Linked DNA regions of Homo sapiens: region 2 is linked to region 1. Evidence: chromatin contacts called from ENCODE Hi-C or POLR2A ChIA-PET data. All regions are on one chromosome and are shown on one strand. Each heading gives the region's core, a stretch centred on a gene start or an enhancer-like site at or near the end of the contact. The rest is flanking DNA. Distances are from core to core; before and after follow the strand shown.

Region 1 (3,206 bases), core at 245-2,744:
CAAACCTCCAGTGAAACCTAAAATAACTTGAGATTTGTTGTGCCTTTTTTTTTGAGACATGATCTTACTCTGTCACCATGGTCCCACTCTGTCACAGGCACCACTCTGTGGTGAGATCTTGGCTCACTGCAGCCTCAACATCCCGGGCTCAAGTGGTCCTCCCACCTCAGCCTCCCGAGTACCTGCCACTACAGGCATGAACCACTGTGTCCAGCTACTTTTGTTTACTTTTTGTAGAGACAGGGTCTCACTATGATGCCCAAGCTAGTCTCAAATTCCTGGGCTCAAGCAATCCTCCTGCGTCAGCCTCCTGAAGTGTTGAGATTAAGGCATGAGCCACAGCGAATGACTCAAGTTTCTACGCCACTCTGCTAATATTCTCAGTAATATGGATTCCGCATATGTGTCGAATGCTTTGTGATTTTCAGACAGGGGTTTCTCTCTTGTTAATTACTCCTCCTTCTCTCACCCAAGTAGCAAGGTGTCTCCAACACCAGCAATTCCTCCCTAGCGCTGTGGAAGAAAGAATGAAGGGGCCGGGCGCGGTGGCTCACGCCTGTAATCCCAGCACTTTGGGAGGCCGAGGCAGGTGGATCACGAGGTCAGGAGATCGAGACCATCCTGGCGAACATGGTGAAACCCCGTCTCTACTAAAAATACAAAAAAATTAGCCGGGCGTGGTGGCGCGTGCCTGTAGTCCCAGCTACTCGGGAGGCTGAGGCAGGAGAATGGCGTGAACCTGGGAGGCGGAGCTTGCAGCAAGCCGAGATCGCGCCACTGCACTCCAGCCTGGGCGACACAGGGAGACTCCGTCTCAAAAAAAAAAAGAAAGAAAGAAAGAAAGAAAGAATGAAGGATTGCAGTCACGTATGTGAGTGCTTCCTAAGTGCTTGAGGTGTCGCACACATGATCTCATAAGCTCATGTTCCTCGCAGCAACCCTGCCACCTGGGTCCCGCTATTGTCCCCATTTTACAGAGGAGGAGACTGAGGCTCGGAGACGTTAAGTAACTTGCCAAGGTGACAGCGCTGGTTACGTGGAGGAGCCGAGGACCCAGCGAAGTGAGCAGGGCAGACATTCTCCATTTTATTGAGAGTCACAGCGAAGTCGGACGCCCCAGGCCCTAGTGACAATTTGCCTGGGAGTTTTCCAGATCCTCAAGCCTCGGGGACTCTGTCGCGCTGCCCCCAGCAGCTGCTTTCTGTTTGGCCGCAGGCTCCAGAAAACACCCTCAAAGAGACACCCGGATCTTCCATCACCTACGATGCAAATTCTACGGCTGGAAAGCACGAGGGTGGAAAGGAAAAAGTTGCGTTCTTTTTACCCCGCTCTGGATTGCACGGTGGAAACTCCGTCTCCACGGAAACGCACCTCCTGGCAGCGGTCGCCAGGGGCGGGGCTCAGGGCGGCTCCTCCCCGGGGCTGCAACTGTTCCCAGGCTGGGGCGATTGCCGTCACCCCTGAACTTCCCCGTTCCTCTTCTCGGCTGCCTCCTTTTCCGTTGTCCCTTCGCGCCCCAAACCACATCCTGGAGCGCACTCTCCAGCGTGGCTGGCAGCGGGGACGGTGCGCCGGGGCGCAGGCCCAAGAGTCGCGTGCGCGGCCCCTTGCACCATCCCCCCGGGCCCACCCCCGGGCCGCGCTGATTGGGCAGGTAGGGACTCTGCCCAGCGGAAAGTTTTGGGTGCCGGGAGGAAGTCTAACCTTTGGGAGACTCCAAGACAGCAGCTCCGAGGTCGGCGGGGGTCTGGGTGGCCATGGAGGAGCCCCCTGTGCGAGAAGAGGAAGAGGAGGAGGGAGAGGAGGACGAGGAGAGGGACGAGGTTGGGCCCGAGGGGGCGCTGGGCAAGAGCCCCTTCCAGCTGACCGCCGAGGACGTGTATGACATCTCCTACCTGTTGGGCCGCGAGCTTATGGCCCTGGGCAGCGACCCCCGGGTGACGCAGCTGCAGTTCAAAGTCGTCCGCGTCCTGGAGATGCTGGAGGCGCTGGTGAATGAGGGCAGCCTGGCGCTGGAGGAGCTGAAGATGGAGAGGGACCACCTCAGGAAGGAGGTGGAGGGGCTGCGGAGACAGAGCCCTCCGGCCAGCGGGGAGGTGAGTGTGGGAGCGAGGGTTCCGGGCCCACGGCGCCTGCGGGGCGTAGGAGGGCACCTACTGGCAGGGAGACGCCTTCCTTTTCTTTTCTCTTCTCTTTTCTCTTTTTTCTTTTTTTAAGAGATGGGATCTCGCTGTGTTGCCCAGGCTGGTCTCAAACTCCTGGCTCCAAGTGATCCCCCAGCCTCAGCCTCCTAGAGTGCTGGGTTTACAGGTGTGAGCCACCCTGCCTGGCCAGAATCTGTATTTCTAACGAGTTCGCAGTTAATGCTGATGCTATTGGCCCAGGGTCCACAGTTTGAGAACCTTTGACCTAGAGCAAGAAACACTTTTTTTTTCTTTTGACACAGGGTCCTGCTCTATCTCCCAGGCTAGAGTGCAGTGGTGCAAACACGGCTCACTACAGCCTTGGCCTCCTAGGCTCAAGCAATTCTCCTGCCTTGCCCTTCCAAGTAGCTGGGAGTACAGGCATGTGCCACCATGCCTGGCTAACTTTTTTGATGTTTTGTAGAGATGGGGGTCTCACCGTTACCCAGGCTGGTCTCAAACTCCTAAGCTCAAGGAATCCTCCCACCTTGGCCTCCCAAAGTGCTGGGCTTGTGGATGTGAGCCACCACACTTGGACAAGAAACACATTTTACCTAAAGAGAAATTAGTGCATATGACCACAAAAAGACATAGACAAGAAGATTCAGAGCAGCTTTAGTCTCAGCTGCCAAACTGGAAACACTCTAAATGCAACCCAATTGAGTTTTGAAATTGTGATATATGGAATACTATGCAACAGAGAAAAAGAACGGGGTGCTGATACACACAGCAGTGTGAATGAATCTCACAGATGTAACATTGAGAGAAAGAAGCCAGGCACTAAAGAGAAACTACTGTAGATTTTTTTTTTTTTTGAGTCAGAATCTTGCTCTGTTGCTCAGACTGTAGTGCAGTGGCGTGACCTCGACTCACTGCAACCTCCACCTCCTGGATTCAAGCGATTCTCCTGCCTCAGCCTCCTGAGCAGCTGGGATTGCAAGCGTGTGCCACCACGCGTGGCTATTTTTTTTTTTTCTTTTTTGGTAGAGACGGGGTTTCACCATGTTGGCCAGGCTGGTCTCA
Region 2 (3,206 bases), core at 192-2,691, 360 kb after region 1:
GGGCAGGGCTCTGGAGTGGTGATTGTTGGCCACACGTTGGCTGTCTCTCTGACCAATCCTTCATTATCTGAAAATGAGAGTTCAGTGAGGAAATGTTTTGTCCCTCTCCACCCCTGATAACAAGGGGTGTCCCTCCCCACCCCGATATCCCCCATAACCAAGATTTCCAAGAAGGTGGTGTAGGGAGGATCGTCTGCTGGCTGGCTTCAGGCAGAGCGGCCCTGCCAGTGTGTCTGTCTGGATAGCACCATCTGTTTGGGACAGCCCCTCGGCACAGTTTGGTCAGGCAGGATTTCAAGCCTGCTGCCCAGTGGGTCAACATTCTGCATCATTTCTTCCCCATCCCCAGTAGATGCATTCAGAATGACTCTTAAGTGGCTTTCCCAGAGGGAATCTGTGAGGCTAACCCCTCAGCAGCGCAGCCCGGGGAGACACACTCCGACCCATGCCCGGCACAGGCAGCTCCCACCGTGACCTCTGCTTCCTGTGCAGCAGGCAATGGAAAAAAGAACCCCTGGTTGTCAACAAGAACAGCTCCCGTGTTGATGGAAAGTGAGGGCCAAAGAAACCGGATTTAGCACCCAGTTCTTAGAAGTTATGGGTTTGAATGGTGTCTGAGAGTAACCCCTCTCTGATCTTTAAATAGGAAGTGTTACACCAAGTAGCCCTGTCTGACTCACCAGGGAGCTTCAGAGTTCAGGTACCAGGGAACCCATAGTCAACTCTGAAAGAGGCACTCAACTTGGAGGGCTGACTGCAGAGAAGTCTAGATGTTCCAGTATGTGTCTGTGTCTCAGGGTGCAGTGGGGATTGAGGGTGGGACCAGAATTGGCTCACAAAGTGAATAGTTGAATATAGGACTTCAGCCTCATGAGCACCTGATTGGATTCTGTTTTTTGTTTCAGCATTCTCTCTGTCAGATTGTTTTAATAACAGCATCAGAGCCTTGAAGGTGGCCTGAGACAGGACTCCCTGTGTGGTTCTGTGGTTGGGCATCTTTAAACTATGTTTATCTCCCCAAAGCCCTGTTTCTTTAAAACTGCCTTTGAGCCCCCCAGAGACCCTCAATTCTTGGTGCTTCTCTTTGAGCAATCAGATGGGTTACAACTGGGCAGGATGAGAGGAATGCTTTTGTGTCTGCACAGGTCTGTGCTGTTTCTTCCTCTGCTTTGGGGCTGGAGAATCACCCAGACCCTCCTGGCATCTGGGCGGTGTGCAGGCTTCTTAACAACATTACGGGCATCTGGATTCTGGTTGGTTGCTGGGAATTCTGATGGGTTTACGAGTTATGTGATGGGCGGGGAGGCCATGTGCTAGTTTTGTTTAGTTTGGTTTTGGTTTGCTAGTGAGCGGAAAATCTGATGTGACACCTTAAAGGCCAGCCCACAAGTGGCAGCACCTGATCGTCATCTCTGCTCTCAGCCTCTATGGGAGGCACCCGGCCCTGCCGTTGCTGCTGGGCTTCCTCTGCCCTGAGGGCTTTCGTGTGAGCTCAGGGCAATGCAAGTGTGTGTTCAGTTACCAAGCCCAAAAGTCAAAAGAACAGCCAGAGCCAAGCTGGCTTTTGAGGAGAGAGGCCGGCTCCTCCAGCCTGGCTGCATTTGCCTGAGGTAGATCGTGAGTGCTCTGCCCCAGCCTCTCCGCCCTCCTGTGTCCTTTCTCAGCGGCTGCTCTAAAGTATAACTTCACGTAGTGGTGACTTAACTTGAAAGGAGCCGCAGGGGGCGTGAGAGCAGCTTGGAGAGGTGGGAGCCTGGGCCGCCGATGGCTCCAGCCTGTGAAAGTGTGGAAAGCTCGTTCCAGGAAAATTGGAATAATCACCTCATTGGCTGGCTTTCAGGCGGTGAGTGGTTCTTTCTTTAATTTGACAGGAGCGCTGGGATTCAGGGAAGGGCGTGGTGGGAAGCCCTGTGGTTCAGACAGACCCCACGAAGCCAGTGAAGCTCCCAGGAGAAAGTCTGATTTATTTTTCCCTGGCCTGGCTTGCAGCATGGTGGAATCCACCACCCAGGCTGTGCTGGGCAGGACAGGCCGCTCTGATGCGGGTCAGAGATTCTGGGACTCAGAACATCTGCCTTGGCCCCCGCCCAGCCCGTGCCTAGCTTTGAAAAAGTCTGTTGGTGGTGTTGCATGATGACTTAAACTGCAGGAAGAGAGAAGCTCATGAACATTAAACTCTCCCCCAGTCTCTCTTGTGAGTTTCCTGAACACACACGTACTTATACATGCACATACACGCCTTTGCCCACAAGTGCACATATGCTTGCAGATACACACACACAGCCTCCCCACATGCACACTCACACAAATACATGTGCACATGCCATGCAGGCATGCACATGCAACTCACAAGCTCACACCCACATGCACGCACACACAAATATGTTTTCCCTGCCTGCTAGCAGGGGTGTACCTACCATTTGGCATTCTTCTCATGCTAACATGATCCCATGTAAACGGTTCCCAGGATTGTTAAGATCAGACAGCTGTCCTTTTTATGCATTGCTTTACAGCTCAGTGTCTCACCTGAGTGAGACAACTGTCCCTGTCCACTTCTGGAAAGAGCTGCCTCTGTTCCCTCTTTTCCTCCCTGGTGCTCTGTTGCATGGTCTGGTGTATTACAGGGATTGGCATGTTTGTGTCTGCAGGGGAGCCTCTGGGTGCTGGCTTTCTGTCCAGGGCTTCTGAGGGCCGCCAGCCCAAAGGGAAGGGATTCATCAGAGACTGATAAGCTTAGGGTGTACTGAGCTGTGAGGCCATATGTGTGTGTTTGTGTGTGTGTGTGGGTGGGTGGGTGTATGTGTAGGCATGTGTGTGTCTATGTGAGGTGTGTGATGTGTTTGCATATGCGTGTGTGGTGTGCTCATGTGGGGGGTGTATATGTGAGTGTGTGTTGTGTGCATATGGACATGTGTGTATTTATATGTGCATGTGTGGTATGTTGTGTGTGTGAGGTGTGTGTGCATGTGTGTGGCATGTATATGTGCCTGTGTGTGCCTATGGGGTATGTGAGAGTGTGTGCAGTGAATGTGAGTGTGGCATTTGTATTTGGGCATCTTTAACTTTGCATTCTGCTTCTCCCATTTTCTGCTTCAATTCCCAGAGCAGGGCTCAGCAAACTCCTTAACCTATGTCTGCACTGGGATCTTAAATCCACTTCACAGACACTTTCCCAAGTCTCATCTGATTTAACAGTTTGCAGCCAC

What was found. Hi-C counts contacts between places; a loop is a spot of excess contacts on that map. ChIA-PET counts read pairs that join two places held with the same protein, here RNA polymerase II (POLR2A). Pooled maps may share reads with other maps.
Region 2: a loop to region 1 is called in a pooled map, with 21 times the contacts of the local background. The contact joins the enhancer-like site here to the promoter of RILPL2 in region 1. A Hi-C loop is called at or near these places in 7 of 50 pooled maps. POLR2A ChIA-PET finds 5 or more read pairs at or near these places in 2 of 52 experiments (activated CD4-positive, alpha-beta T cell and activated CD8-positive, alpha-beta memory T cell).

The regions. Positions count from the first base shown.
Region 1 is chr12:123,434,972-123,438,177 of GRCh38, reverse strand. It overlaps RILPL2 (Rab interacting lysosomal protein like 2), which reads left to right and starts at 1,494. Exons shown (of 4, transcript NM_145058.3): 1 at 1,494-2,096. The coding sequence starts at 1,758. RefSeq lists a silencer at 1,488-1,747 and an enhancer at 1,589-2,518.
Region 2 is chr12:123,074,211-123,077,416 of GRCh38, reverse strand. All of the region lies in intron 2 of PITPNM2 (phosphatidylinositol transfer protein membrane associated 2), which reads left to right. Among named protein-coding and RNA genes, the nearest start is that of PITPNM2-AS1, 5.6 kb to the left of the region's middle. Within about 2 kb of position 1,441, at least 17 of the 41 ENCODE cell types and tissues checked have a DNase peak (open chromatin) inside an H3K27ac peak, as active enhancers do.